Linked DNA regions of Homo sapiens: all the other regions are linked to region 1. The links are chromatin contacts, found by Hi-C or POLR2A ChIA-PET in ENCODE. All regions are on one chromosome and are shown on one strand. Each heading gives the region's core, a stretch centred on a gene start or an enhancer-like site at or near the end of the contact. The rest is flanking DNA. Distances are from core to core; before and after follow the strand shown. Region 1 holds the start of RRP7A (ribosomal RNA processing 7 homolog A). Region 2 holds the start of TTLL1 (TTL family tubulin polyglutamylase complex subunit L1). Region 3 holds the start of TTLL12 (tubulin tyrosine ligase like 12).

Region 1 (4,800 bases), core at 2,301-4,800:
TTAGACAGGGCAGGGCAACCTGGCCCTGCACTCCTTGGCCATCCTCTGCTGTCACCCCCAGACCTCAGGCACGGCGGCCCCTCGCTCTCCCCCGTCTTTTCTCTCCGGGCCTCTGAAGTCACCAGTTCTCCATGCCCAGCCGTGGCCTGTGGGAGGGAGCTGGGGGGGTGAGCTGGAGCTGCCACTTAGCGGCAGAGTCGCAAACTCACCGTTCCTAATGAAGCCCGTCGCTTCTCCCTCCTCCTCCTCCCAGCAAGCAGGAAAAAAAAAAAAAGTTGACTACTGAGACCACATGCTAGGAAATCCATGGGTGGGTGCTCTAGTTGACAAGTCCCACTTGAGCCCAGCCATATTCGGCCATTCTTGCACTGCTATGAAGAAATACCTGAGACTGGGGAATTTATAAAGCCAAGACGTTGAATTGGTTCTGCAGGCTGTACGGGAAGCATGGCTGCATCTGCTTCTGGGGAGGCCTCAGGGAGCTTTGACTCATGGTGGAAGGCGAAGTGTGAGGGGTCACTTCACATGGTGAAAGCCTGACCAACAAAGTGGGGGGTGAAGCAGCCACCCATTTTTAAACAAACAGATCTCGCGAGAACTCGCGATCGCAAAGACGCAAAGACGGCGCCAAGCCATGAGGCCCCCATGATCCAAACACTTCCCACCAGGCCCCACCTCTAGCACTGGGGATTACAATTTAACATGCGATTTGGGCGGAGACAAATACTCAAACTCTATCACCAGCCATCCCTGCTGAGATGCCGGACTCATCTGCTGAGATGCTGCGATGTGAGTGAAGTGACTTGGAACCTTTAGTGCAGCCCATATGCCAGCTGAATACCATCAAATGCCCTCAGTCAGTGCCACAGGGAGAAACAAAATCTCCTAGCAGAGCATTGCCCAAATTCCTGACCCATGAAATACATGGGCAGTGGTAATTATAAAGAAAGTGGAGTTAATTGATCGAGTGGCATCAGTGGGCTGAAGGAAGAAAACAACAGGCCTCAGGACAGCCATTTATCAACTTATAGCCCAAGGTGAAAATCAGGAGGGGCTTCCAGAGACGTGTTTAAAGACAGGTCACATTGTGCTGATAAAGGCCTAGAACCTGATGAGAACTGTGGAGTTTGAATCAGGGCAGATGAACGGCTGTGCTAAGTGCTGTGCTCCAGTCAAGGAGCACAGAAGTGAAGGAGCGGACACTGTCACCTAGGGCAGGGAACGTCTGGATAGATGGGCTCAAGAGTCTTGAATTCTAGGCTGGGTGCAGTGGCTCACACCTGTAATCTCAGCACTTTGGGAGGCCGAGGTGGGCAGATCATCTGAGGTCAGGAGATCAAGACCAGCCTGGCCAACATGGTAAACCCTGTCTCTACTAAAAATACAAAAAAGTAGCTGGGTGTGGTGGCACATGCCTGTAATCCCAGCTACTTGGGAGGCTGAGGCAGGAGAATTGCTTGAACCCGGGAGGTGGAGGTTGCAGTAAGCTGAGATGGCAGCACTGCACTCCAGCCTGGGTGTCAGCAGAGTGAGACTCCGTCTCAAAAAAAAAAAAAAAAAAAAAAAAAAAAGGCTTATGCCTGTAATCCCAGCACTTTGGGAAGCCGAGGTGGGCGGATCACAAGGCCAAGAGATCGAGACTATCCTGGCCAATATGGCGAAGCTCTGTGTCTATCAAAAATAAGAAATTTAGCTGGTCATGGTGGTGCACACCTGTAATCCCAGCTACTCAGGAGGCTGATGCAGGAGAATTGCTTGAACCCAGGAGGCGGAGGTTGCAGTGAGCGGAGATCGCGCCACTGCACTCCAGCCTGGCGACACAGCGAGACTCCATCTCAAAAAAAAAAAAAAAAAAGTGATGTTGTGTGGCCAGTCCTGATATCCATCGAGATGGCTCCTTGAAGCGTGGAAGCAATACATGAGAGGGAGATAACAGAACGATGGTGGCAGGGCACTGAGAAGGAGCCAAAGGCCTCGGGGAGGGGGATGTGCAGGCACAGATTTATTATGCAACATCTGAGAAGCCAGATGACCGTATTTCTGGAGGGTTCACCAGAGACTGCTTTGACTAGTGGGGGGTCTAGGCATCAATGGGCAATCGGCATGGCCGTCCTCTGAGGCCAGGGTAGAAGAGGGCAAATAGGACTGGAGCCGGGCTCGGAAAGGTCAGCAGGAGATAGGATTCCAGAGAGCAGAGGTTCGGTTGATGTGACTGTCAGAACAGGAGCAAGGCCAGAGTGGCTGCCAGGGATCCTGGGCGCACAGGAGTCTCTGGTGAATGCTAGTAGACCACGGTATTCCCAGGGGCCACGGAAGCCCCAACACTGCTTGACTGCGCTAAGCAAAGAAAGATCAAAAACAAAAAACGAGCGAACAGGACAGTAATGGCAGCTGCTGATGGAAAATCCCAACCCCTCATCCAGTTTCCAGGCCTAAGCTAGGCCTCAGAACCAGAGGTCACTGACTGAAAGGGAGGCTGGGTCCCCTCCAGACCACAAATATTTGCAGTAGTAGGCTCCTAATCTTTCCCCAAAGGGGCCGACAGCATTTCCAAGAAGCAACTGTACACTGGGAAAAGAGAAATAGTAGATACATCAAGGGCTGGCGGGTACACAGTCTGAGAGGCCCTTTGGAGTCCAGAAAAGTGGAGTCCTTGGACTTCATTTCTCCCCTATCTACACTTGCTCCCTTGGCGATCACACCCTCTCATAACTTTCTTTTTTTTTCTCTTTCTTTTTTTTTTGAGACAGAGTCTCGCTCTGTTGCCCAGGCTGGATTGCAGTGGGGCGATCTTGGCTAACTGCAATCTCCGCCTCCTGGGTTCAAGCGATTCTCCTGCCTCAGCCTCCCGAGTAGCTGGAATTACAGGCATGCACTACCACGCCCGGCTACTTTTTGTACCTAGTAGACACGGGGTTTCACCATGTTGGCCAGGCTGGTCTGGAACTCCTGACCTCAAGTGATCCGCCCCCCTCGGCCTCCCAAATTGCTGGGATTACAGGCATGAATCACCGCACCCGGCTCCTCTCGTAACTGTCAATAACCTATCCATGGCCAGTCCCGTGTGTATTGCTCCAGGCCTGACATCTCTGATGTTCAGTCTGTTCAGTCTCATATCTAAGTGCCCACCTGACATGTCCCCTGAGTGGCCTAATGGGCATCTCACCACGGCTCACAGAGAACTGATCTACTCCATTTTCACCCCCAAGCAGGCCCCTCTCCTGCAGTCTTCCCATCTCAGTCAATGGCAACACCATCCTCTTAGTTGCTCAGACTGAAAACCTAGCAGCCATCCTGGATTTCTCTCACACTGCCTATTCAACGTGTGAATGCATGAGTGGAAAGCTGAGTTCGCACTCGTGACTGGCCGGGGTCAACTCTGACATTCGCTCCCACTTTCGCGCGCTGATTTATCTCTGAGCGGATGAAGGTTGGGCCATGGCGGGCGGGGCCGGGGAGGCGGGCTTGGAGTGAGGGGGCGGGGCAGGCGCCACGAAAACGCGCTCGCGCCGGCGCCGAACCGCAACTCCCGGCGGCCCCCGCGCTCCCGGGTGGCAAGATGGTGGCGCGCAGGAGGAAGTGCGCCGCGCGGGACCCGGAGGACCGTATCCCCAGCCCACTGGGCTACGCAGGTGAGGGGCTCCGGGACGCGAGACCGGGGGCGGTCAGGCATCGCCGGGAGGTGTTTGGGGGTTGGCGACGGCCGGGGGTCCCCAGGAGCGGCCGCACGGTTGGGTGTGAGCCCCGGTGGCCCGTGGCCCCAGGCTCCGCAGGTCTTGAGGCTCCGGGGTCCCGAGGACCCAGGCGGCGCCCTTCTGCCTGCTCACTCTCCCGGGGCGAGCCCAACTTGGTCCACGCTTCCCTTGGGTGAGCCCGCCTCTGTCCACACTCTCACCCAGGACAAACCCATTTCCGTCCACACCCGCTCGTCCAGGTGAGCCCATCCCCTTCTCATCGCCTCTGCTCCTAGTCCATCCCCCATCAGCTCTTACCTGGGCTGTTATAGGCCCTCCTACTCGGTTGCCCTCCTTCTCCTCTTGCCCCTGCTTCTGTTCTCCACCCACGTGCCAGAATGTTCTTTTAAGGACATTTAGATTCGATCATGTCTGCCGCGCCCACGATAGGCGCCACACCTACTGCATTCCCTCCAGTGGCTTTATCAGGTAGCTTCTAAAACAAAAACCAGACTTCTTAACCTGTGTGGGCCACGTGGTCTGGCTGGTGCCGACCTAAAGCTCTTTCTGTTCCTCTGAGGGAACATGCTTTTTCCCCCCTCTGGGTTTTTGCACGTGCTGTGCCGGTTTGTTGCACAGTGGCGTTCTGGCCTGAGCTTTAATGTTGCTTCCTCAAAGAGGCCATCCGTGATGGCCTATGGAAAGAAGACCTCTGCCACCCCATCACCCTGTAATGTTTCTTTCACAATTGATACAAGTTTGCTGTATGCTTGTTAATTGTCTTCTCCGTTATTGCAACTGAGCTTCCTGAGTTCAGGGACCGCAGCTCTACGCCAACCGGTACTGTGACGGAGGTGTGAGAAAAATAGAAGCAGTTCCTAGCTTTATGAGGATTACAGTCATGGGTGTGCCAGCGATTAACCAAAGAATCTCATCAATATAGCCTCCAGACTGTTAAGAGAAGCTGTGAAGGCACAGGCAGTGGGATCTGAGCTGGCAGGAGGGGCGGAGGTGATGCTAAGGCTCTCCTGAGGAAGCGAGGTTTGAGCTAAACCTGAGGTGAGCGGGAGGGAAGAGGGTGACACGCCAGGTAGAGAGGCCAGCATGTGTGAGGCCCTGGTGTACC
Region 2 (4,393 bases), core at 1,816-4,315, 570 kb before region 1:
AACCAGTTTGTTAAGTCCTTTACTAAGGTTCTCCTGAAGGGCTGCCCTGGCCAGGAAGCCTCGAATCTTCAGTTTCTCAGAGACCACAGCAGGGCTTATAAGTTTATGGTTAGGAAGTTCCTTACAGAGTTTGTCATAGGTAGGTTTGTCAAACACGACTCAGTTATTGAGCTTGTCCCGGACTTTGCCTTTGAACCACTTCTTCTTTTGGGCCCTGCCCCCAGATTTGTTCACTGAATCTTTGTCTTTCTTAGCGACTTTCCGGTGTCTTCGTTCTTCTTGTCATCCATTGATAGCACGGCGAAGCTCAGAGAGCAGCAGCGAACCCTTTCTTCCCTCCCTCCCTCCCTTCCTTCCTTCTCTTTCTTTCTTCTTCTTCTTCTTTTTTTTTTTTTTTGCAGAGACGAGGTCGCCCTATGTTGCCCAGGCTGGTCTCAAACTCCTGGGCTCAGGCAATCCTCCTGCCTCAGGCTCCCAAAATGCTGGGATTACAGGCATGAGCCACTGTGCCTGGCCCAGATTCCACTTAGATGAGGTACTTAGGGAGTCTAATTCATTAAGACAGAAAGTAGAAAGGCAGTTACCAGGGGCTGGGGAAGGAAGGATGGGGAATTGTGTTCAATGGGTAAAGAGTTTTAGTTTAGCAAGAGGATAAAGTTCTGGAGACTGATTGCACAACGTGAATATATTTAACATCACTGAACTGTACATTTAAAAATGGCTAAGATGGTTAAGTTTTATGTTATACATATTTTACCACTTTTTCTTTTTTTTGTTTTTAGACAGAGTCTCGCTCTGTCGCTAGGCTGGAGTGCAGTGGTGTGATCTCAGCTCACTGCAACCTCTGCCTCCCAGGTTCAAGCGATTCTCCCGCCTCAGCTCCCTGAGTAGCTGGGACTACAGGCGTGTGCCATCATGCCCGGCTAATTTTTGTATTTTTAGTAGAGACGGGTTTCCATCATGTTGGCCAGAATGGTCTCGATCTCTTGACCTCATGATCCGCCCACCTCGGCCTCCCAAAGTGCTAAGATTACAGGCGTGAGCCACTGCGCCCGGCCAATTTACCACTATTTTTTAAAAAGTGGTGATAACACCATTAACTCAGCAGAGTTCTTGTGGGGATTCATTGAGGGGAGCTGTGGCCAGCTTCTTAGGGTAAGGCCAGCCTCATGGGCCTGTGACCTGTACAGAACCATAGGACCCCGTGCTCAGACAAGCCCTGAAGTTAGTTTAATGCTGCTGTCGCCATCTTAAAGTTCTTTTTTTTTTTTTAAGACGGAGTCTCGCCCTGTTGCCCAGGCTGGAGTGCAATAGTGCGATCTCGGCTCACTGTAACCTCTGTCTCCCAGGCTCAAACAATTCTCCTGCCTCAGCCTCCCAAGTAGCTGGGATTACAAGTGCGCACCACCATGCCCGGCAAATTTTTGTATTTTTAGTAAAGACGGGGTTTCACCATGTTGGCCAGGCTGGTCTCAAACTGCTGACCTTAGGTGATCCACCCGCCTCGGCCTCCCAAAGTGCTGGGATTACAGGCGTAAGGCACCATGCCCTGCCTTAAAATTCTTTTTTTGTTGTTGTTTTTTTTAACTTTTTTTCTCTAAGAGACAGAGTCTTGTTCTGTTGGCCAGGCTGTAGTGTAGTGGCGGGATCATAGCTCACTGCAGCCTCAATCTCCTAGGCTCAAGTGATCCACCTCAGCCTCCTGAGTAACTGAGTAGGACTGCTGGCTACGCCCCCATACCCGGCTGATTAAAAATATTTTTTCTTTTTTTTTTAGAAATGGGGTCTTGCTATATTGGCCAGGCTGGTCTGGAACTCCTGACCTCAAGTGATCCTCCCATCTTGGCCTCCCAAAGTACAGGGATTGCAGGCATGAGGCAACATGCTGGAAGGCTACAATGTTTATTGAACACTTTACTATGCCAGGCCCTAACCACGTCTTGCAAGCCTTCACTCATCTCCTGGGTTTAAGGTGAGAACACTGTAGTCGGAAGCCTTGGGACTTCTCAAGGCCTCACAACCAGACAGCAGCTGAAGGGTATGAATTGGCAATTTGGACTCCAGATAAGTGTTGGTTCCACTAGATGGTGCCAAAAGTAAATGATGATGCGCTGAATGTGCTCTGGGCCTGGGAGGCGGTTGTGTGGGAGATTATAGGAAGTGATGTTAGCAAAGCTCCAATCATCACTAAGAAAGCACACCACCACCCCTCCTGAGAGGCAGCAGCATGAATGGTCAGGTGTCCTGGGTTCAAAGCCAGACTCTGTCACTTACAAGTTGCACAAGTTTGCATAACTCTTTAAATTGATGAAATTAAAAATGAATAATTGTATAGAGAATTCGAGGTAACACAGGTCTATAACGAGAATAATAAACGTCTTTTTTTTTTTTTTTTGAGGCGGAGTCTTGTTCTGTCGCCCAGGCTTGAGTGCAGTGGCACGATCTTGGCTCACTGCAACCTCTGTCTCCCGGGTTCAAGCGATTCTCTTGCCTCAGCCTAGCCAGGATGGTCTCGATCTCCTGACCTCGCGACCCACCCGCCTCTGCCTCCCAAAGTGCTGGGATTACAGGCGTGAGCCACCGAGTCTGGCCCAGATAAACACTTTTTAAAAAAAATTATTTTATTTTTATGTTATTATTATTATTATTATTTGAGATGGAGTCTCGCTCTATCGCCCAGGCTGGAGTGCAGTGGCGCAACATCACCATTTCTTCAGATAAGGAAGCCGAGGTAGAAGGGGTAGGAGAGGCTAAACAGCGGATTGAGACCGAACCCAGGATTCGGACCTAATCATCACACCGCTCTACCTTTCTTTTTAGACTTAATCCCGTGCTCCAGACCCTTCTCAATCTCCTTTCTGGGCCCCGAGAGGGTGGACGGCCTGGCATTTCCTAGGATCCAAGCCCTGGGCATAGCGGCCGCCCGAGGTATGGAGCCCAAAGGAGCCCCAGGCAAGTCTGACTCCGGAAATAGTCGCAGCGCCGGCGGTCGCGTCCTGGGTTGCCAGGGCGCCGCCCTGGAAGTAGAGTGCAGCGCGGGGCGGGGCGGGCCGGTGCGCCTGGCAGTCGGCTGCGTACTCCTGCGAGCGCCGGAGAGGGGCTGGAGGCGGGGCGAGGGCGCGGCTCGAGGCATCCCTGCAGGGCGCTCCTCCGAGTCCCTCGGCGCTCTGAGCCCACAGGTGAGGTCCTGTCCCCCAGGCCGCCGCCTCCCGGGCACCGAGGGTGTGGCTGCGCGCGGGCTGGCGAGTGCGCATGGGTGAGAGAGTGTGGGCGCCAGTGTCTACGCGGCTGCGAAAATGCGGTTCAGATGCTGCTTGCCGGATCCGCGTCCTCCAGGAAGCCCGCGCTAACCACCGTGCCTTTCTCCGTCCGCTGAGTTCCTATGACTTACCTCGTGCTGTCCGACTGTTGCAATTGCATCATTATGTTTATTATTTGTTATCCCAGACTTTCATTGTTCCTACACGTTTCCCATTCGTTTGCAATCTGTGTTGTTTCTGTTGGCATCTTTTGCAGGGCGCAATGTACCTGTGGAGAGAACTCAGGGCAGGAGACAAGAGCCTTGTGTCTTCCCTCTAGATGACTGGACCAAGACATTTCCCCTCTCTGATTCCCTATCAGCTAAGAGGGCAGGGCGGGGTAGTCATCCTTTTCCATAGAGTAGCTGGGGCATTAGAGGAGATTAATTCTGGAAGTGAAAGTATCTTATCATTGTTAGCCCTTTTGGCATTTGCAAAGCAGGTTCTTTGCTCAGGAAACGTTTGATGAGCACATTATGGTGCCGGGTTGTGGCGGTACAAAAAGATGGGCCCCGGCCGGGCACGGTGGCTCACGCCTGTAATCCCAGCACTTTGGGAGGCCGAGGCGGGAGGATCACGAGGTCAGGAGATCGAGACCATCCTGGCTAACACGGTGAAACCCCGTCTATACTAAAAATACAAAAAAAAAAAAATTAGCCGGGCATGGTGGCGGGGGCCTGTAGTCCCAGCTACTCGGGAGGCTGAGGCAGGAGAATGGCGTGAACCCGGGAGGCGGAGCTTGCAGTGAGCCGAGATTGCGCCACTGCACTCCAGCCTGGGCGACAGAGCGAGATTCTGTCTCAAAAAAAAAAAAAAAAAAAAAAAAAAAAAAGATGGGCCCTTCTCTGCCCTCAAATTACAGACACTGGTAAGCAGTCACTGTGGAGCATGGTACTGTCACCCAGTGCGGGCGTGGAGATGGACAGTGACAATACCGCTGTGAACGAATGCCCTGCTCAACATGAAGTCATCACTGACATTGTTATTACTTTATTTATTTATTTATTTATTTTTAGACGGAGTCTTGCTTTGTTGCCCAGGCTGGAGTGCGGTCGCTCTCGGCTCACTGCAACCTCTGCCTCCTGGGTTCAAGC
Region 3 (4,683 bases), core at 1,285-3,784, 670 kb before region 1:
GCTCGGCTAAATTTTGTATTTTTAGTAGAGATGGGGTTTCACCATGTTGGTCAACCTGGTTTCGAACTCCTGATCTCAGGTGATCCACCCGCCTTGGCCTCCCAAAGTGCTAGGATTACAGGCATGAGCCACTGTGCCCGGCTATGGAAGGGACTTTTAAACTCTTTTTTTTTTCCCTGTTTCTCTCTCTCCTTTTTTTCAATTGTCTGGAGGGGGAGGGGGTTGGTGGCAGTAATGGGAGCAGAGCAGTAATTTTATGTTGATTAAATACACATTCTTCAGTGCCTCTTTAGAAGACAACATTTCAGCTGAGAAGAATGAGTCAGGATTTACAAAGTGAGCATGGGGAGAAAGGCTTTCTGGCAGAAAACAGAGCACAATGCTTTCCAGGAGCTGAAGACAACCAGAGATACAGGGACTCACAGTGTGAGGGGAAGAGTGTAATGAAAAGAGGCTGGAAAAGTTGGCAGTGCCAGCTCACACAGAGCCTTGGAGCTCAGGTGAAGAGTTGAACCACAAAGGGTTCCAAGTAGGGATCTGATACAACTGGGTTTACATTTGGGGAGGAGCATGTGAAAGAGGACTGCCCTGTCAGAGCCTCACATTCTCCTGGTCAAAGGGGCTGGGTCAGGAATGTTCACATAATCTGACCAGTACCTGACACAACTGAGACTCAGTCTGTCTTCCCCAGCGGGACCGATGGAAGGGTTGTGGAAGCGGGAGGTGCACTAGGTGTGTACCACTATACCTGGCTAATTAAAAATTTCTTTTTGTAGGGTCGAGGTCTTGCTTTGTTGCCCAGCCTGGTCTCAAACTCCTTATTTCAAGTGATCCTCCTGTCTTGGCCTCCCAAAGTGCTGGAATTACAGGTGTGAGCCAGCATGCCCCATCCTAGCATTGTGATGCTGTTTTACTATATTATTTATTTTGAGATGGAGTCTCGCTATGTTGACCAGGTTGGAGTGCAATGGTACAATCTCAGCCTTGGCTTCCACAACAAAAACCGAGGAATCAGGGTTTTCCTCTGGCCATGGTGAAACCCTGTCTCTACTGAATACAAAAAATTAGCCAGGCGTGGTGGCACACACCTGTAGCCCCAGCTACTTGGGAGGCTGAGGCAGGAGAATCACTTGAACCCGGGAGGCAGAGGTTGCAGTGAACCGAGACTGCACCATTGCACTCCAGCCTGGGCAACAAGAGCAAAACTCCATCCCAAAATAAATAAATAAATAAAATGTTTTTCTCTGCAGCCCTCACCAACTTGAGTTTGGAAATTTTTGCCTTTGCAGACCCACCTGCTTCCTACAATGGAATTGAACAAGTCCGTGAATTGGTGCATTTTATTCAAACTCAGTTCAAAAATGTTATCAAAATAGCATCTGAAGCTCCAAAAAATTTTCAGCCTTTGTTTTTTAGCAAATTACAATTCTTACAAAATTGCAAAAAGGAAGACATTGAAATGTATCCCTATGGAGCAATAAAACTCAATGAGAGTTCAAAAGAGAATGTCTTTTGAAATTCTATAACTGAACTGTTTTCTTTTAAAGAGGGAGTCTGGCTATGTTGCCGAGGCTGGACTTGAATTCTTGGGCTCAAGCTATCCTCCCGCCTCAGCCTCCCGAGTAACTGGGACTACAGACGCGGCCACCACGCCCAGCTCAACTGCACTTCGAAACATCCCGACATGTAGGAGTAAATTCCTCTGACGGGTACACTTGGTCTTAATTGGATCAACTGACATTCCGAATCCAAATATAAGTAATTGAGAAGGGCCACGATTTTGCAGCATCCAAATCTGGTGAAACGCTCACAAGAATCGAGAGCTCCCAAGGCAGGGGGCCTGCGAGCTCTGTGTGCCCGGTGCAGGCACAGAAGCGCCGCCTCACCGGGTTCGGGCCCCAGGACACCTTCCGGGCCGTCGGTGGGGCCTTTTCCGGTCCTGACAGCGCCCTATACGTAGGCACCCCGCCCTCCCGGCATTCCCCGGGGTCGCCGCGCGCTGAGCGAGAAAAGCTCAGCCACCATCAGGTGCGCGTGCGCACACGGCGGCAGCCAAACCACAGGCGCGGTCGCAGACGCGCGCCCCCTCCTGGCAAGCTCGCGCGCTCTCGCACGCACCCCGCCGATGCGCAGGGCCTGCCCGGGGGCCGCGGCAAACCGGGCTGGAGGCGGACTGGGGGCGGGGCGGGACGGGGTGAGGGGGCGAGAAGAGGGCGGGGCAGGGGAGGGGTCGGGGGGGCCGGGAGGAGGACGGGGCGGTGGGGAGGGGGGCAGGGGGCGGGGGCAGGGGGCGCGGCAGGGGCGGGGGGCTGGGGGGAGGACGGGGCGGTGGGCGGGGGGCTGGGAGGAGGACGGGGCGGGGGTGCTGGGAGGCGGGCGGGGCGGGGGGCGGAGGCGGGGGGGGCTGGGAGGAGGGCGGGGCGGGGGGGGGCTGGGAGGAGGGCGGGGCGGGGGGGGGCTGGGAGGAGGGCGGGGCGGGGGGGGGGGCGCTGGGAGGAGGGCGGGGCGGGGCAGGGGGCGGAGGCGGGAGGGCAGGGCCGACGGACGGCGGGCGGCGGCGGCGGTGGCGGCGCTGGAGTCGGCGCGGGTGCTGGCGCCATGGAGGCCGAGCGGGGTCCCGAGCGCCGGCCTGCGGAGCGTAGCAGCCCGGGCCAGACGCCGGAGGAGGGCGCGCAGGCCTTGGCCGAGTTCGCGGCGCTGCACGGCCCGGCGCTGCGCGCTTCGGGGGTCCCCGAACGTTACTGGGGCCGCCTCCTGCACAAGCTGGAGCACGAGGTGCGGGGAAGGGCGGCGGGCACGTGCGGCGGCCGGGGTGGGAGCGCGGCGGGAGCCCGCGGCGCGGGACAGGGAAGAGCGCTCCCGGGCGGCGGGAGCCGCGGTGAGCCACCCAGAGCGCGTCCTGGGCAGCTCTGGAGCGGCGTGGAGTTGGGGGCCGAAGAGTGACAGCAGGAGACCGGGGTACCTGCGGCCCTGATCTGCCCGGGCCCGAGACCGGCTGAGGGCTGCGTTGGGAACTTTAGGTCCTCCACACACCCGAGCCTGACACAGCCCTGCGAGGAGTGAAACTCATCACCCCCACTTCACAGATGAGAACACTGCGGCTCCGAGAGTCCCTTCAGAGGGATTCTTTCAGCCGCTGCCTCACAGGGACAACGGGAACCCCGTGAATTTGTGTAGCTGTAACTGTTGGGTTCACAGAATTCGGTGTTTTTTCATTTGATTTGAGCCTCGGGGTCCCCTCATCTTGCAGGTTAAAGAAAACAGGCTGTGAGAGGTGGAGGAGAAATCTAAAGAAAAATGGAAAAGATTGAGAAGCCTCTAGGTTCTCTCCCTTTTTGTGAGGACGGCCCATCCGGCTCACCTGCCTCCTCCACTCCAAAGCGTTCCCCACTGTCCTGGCTGGGGATGAGCCCTGGATTTTTATTGCGTGCCCAGAGGCTGAGGCCACAGCACCTTCCCGGGCTGGCGGGGGGGGGGGTGTTTTCTTTAGCTGGGACCCGACATCTCCTCCAGGTGCTGTCTCCCGGACGGAGATGAGCCTAGTGGCGCAGGTGATGAAGTGGAAACCCCAGAGCCAAGAACAGGGACCCGGGCCGGGAACTAGGAGTCCCTGAGCCTGGCTGCTGGCCAGACTCTACGGTCTCTGAGCCAGTTTTTCTCTGTGTAATCCTGATTGGACTAGGAACCTTCCTGCTGGAAACGTGCAGTGAGTGGCACCTCCTTATGCTACAGTGTAACAGAGAGTTTCCTCTGCCCCTCACTTCTGCCATATGCTTTCCGAGGACCACTCTGGTCCCAGGCCTGTGCTGGGTGGAAGGGACCTTGGTTTGTTCATGAGGACAAAAAGGTTCCCATGGGCTGCGTGGAAGGAGCACAGTGGGAATGACCAGCTCCTGCCCAGCCAGCCTCCACGGCAGCACGCCCTCCCTCGGGCGGTCACTCGCCCGTCTGAGACCTGTTCTCCATCTGGGAAGGGGATGGTGAGACACCATCTGGCTCCCACAGTATTGGAAGGATGGGAGGTGGCATGAGAAATATGCCTGGCACACAGAGGGTGGTCGCCACCGTGCCACGTCCCCTGCCCAGGCCGCCTTGCCTGCTGTTGCCCTACTAAGGGGCAGCCAGTGTTTTTCCGTGACCCTTCCCCAGCCGTTAAGGACAGAGCTGAATCACTGCTTTACCATTCACAAACTTGCAGCTCTTCCTGAGTGAAGCCTCCTGCTGCTACTGGCCCAGGTGTGGAGGAGGCCGCCAGCAGCAGCAGCACCTGCCAGCGCTGTGGGCCCTTACACCCCTGGCCATCAGCCCTCCTGCCTCACCTTAGGCCGGCTGCCCTGGAAAGGATGGGGAAACTTGAAGATACATACATATATATATATATATATATATATATATATATATATATATATATATATATATAATTTTTTTCTTTTTTTAATTGAGACGGAGTCTTGCTCTGTCACACAGGCTGGAGTGCAGTGGCATGATCTCGGCTCACTGCAAGCTCTGCCTCCCGGGTTCAAATGATTCTCCTGCCTCAGCCTCCCGAGTAGCTGGGATTACAGACGTGCGCCACCACACCCAGCTAATTTTTGTATTTTTAGTAGAGATGGGGCTTCACCATGTTGGTCAGGCTGATCTCGAATTCCTGACCTCGTGATCCGCCCGCTTTGGCCTCCCGAA

The links. A loop is a pair of places that touch in the nucleus more often than their neighbours do. ChIA-PET counts read pairs that join two places held with the same protein, here RNA polymerase II (POLR2A). Pooled maps may share reads with other maps.
Region 2: a loop to region 1 is called in a pooled map, with 17 times the contacts of the local background. The contact joins the promoter of TTLL1 here to the promoter of RRP7A in region 1. A Hi-C loop is called at or near these places in 5 of 50 pooled maps. POLR2A ChIA-PET finds 5 or more read pairs at or near these places in 2 of 52 experiments (H1 and HEK293T).
Region 3: a pooled map shows a loop between it and region 1 (8-fold over the local background). The contact joins the promoter of TTLL12 here to the promoter of RRP7A in region 1. A Hi-C loop is called at or near these places in 2 of 37 single-sample maps with no recorded cell type and 4 of 50 pooled maps. POLR2A ChIA-PET finds 5 or more read pairs at or near these places in 1 of 52 experiments (A673).

What each region holds. Positions count from the first base shown.
Region 1 is chr22:42,518,546-42,523,345 of GRCh38, reverse strand. RRP7A (ribosomal RNA processing 7 homolog A) reads left to right here and starts at 3,550. Exons shown (of 7, transcript NM_015703.5): 1 at 3,550-3,632. The coding sequence starts at 3,560. LOC124900479 (a long non-coding RNA gene) reads right to left here. Exons shown (of 3, transcript XR_007068117.1): 1 at 3,993-4,800. RefSeq lists enhancers at 2,349-2,643, 3,169-3,228 and silencers at 3,409-3,468, 3,489-3,658, 3,669-3,798.
Region 2 is chr22:43,088,063-43,092,455 of GRCh38, reverse strand. It overlaps TTLL1 (TTL family tubulin polyglutamylase complex subunit L1), which reads left to right and starts at 3,065. Exons shown (of 11, transcript NM_012263.5): 1 at 3,065-3,179. It also overlaps the pseudogene RPS25P10. RefSeq lists silencers at 2,091-2,150, 2,899-3,193, 2,958-3,297 and an enhancer at 2,899-3,193.
Region 3 is chr22:43,184,985-43,189,667 of GRCh38, reverse strand. TTLL12 (tubulin tyrosine ligase like 12) reads left to right here and starts at 2,534. Exons shown (of 14, transcript NM_015140.4): 1 at 2,534-2,775. The coding sequence starts at 2,599. RefSeq lists silencers at 2,121-2,240, 2,489-2,648, 2,689-2,908 and enhancers at 3,289-3,348, 3,359-3,438, 3,379-3,883.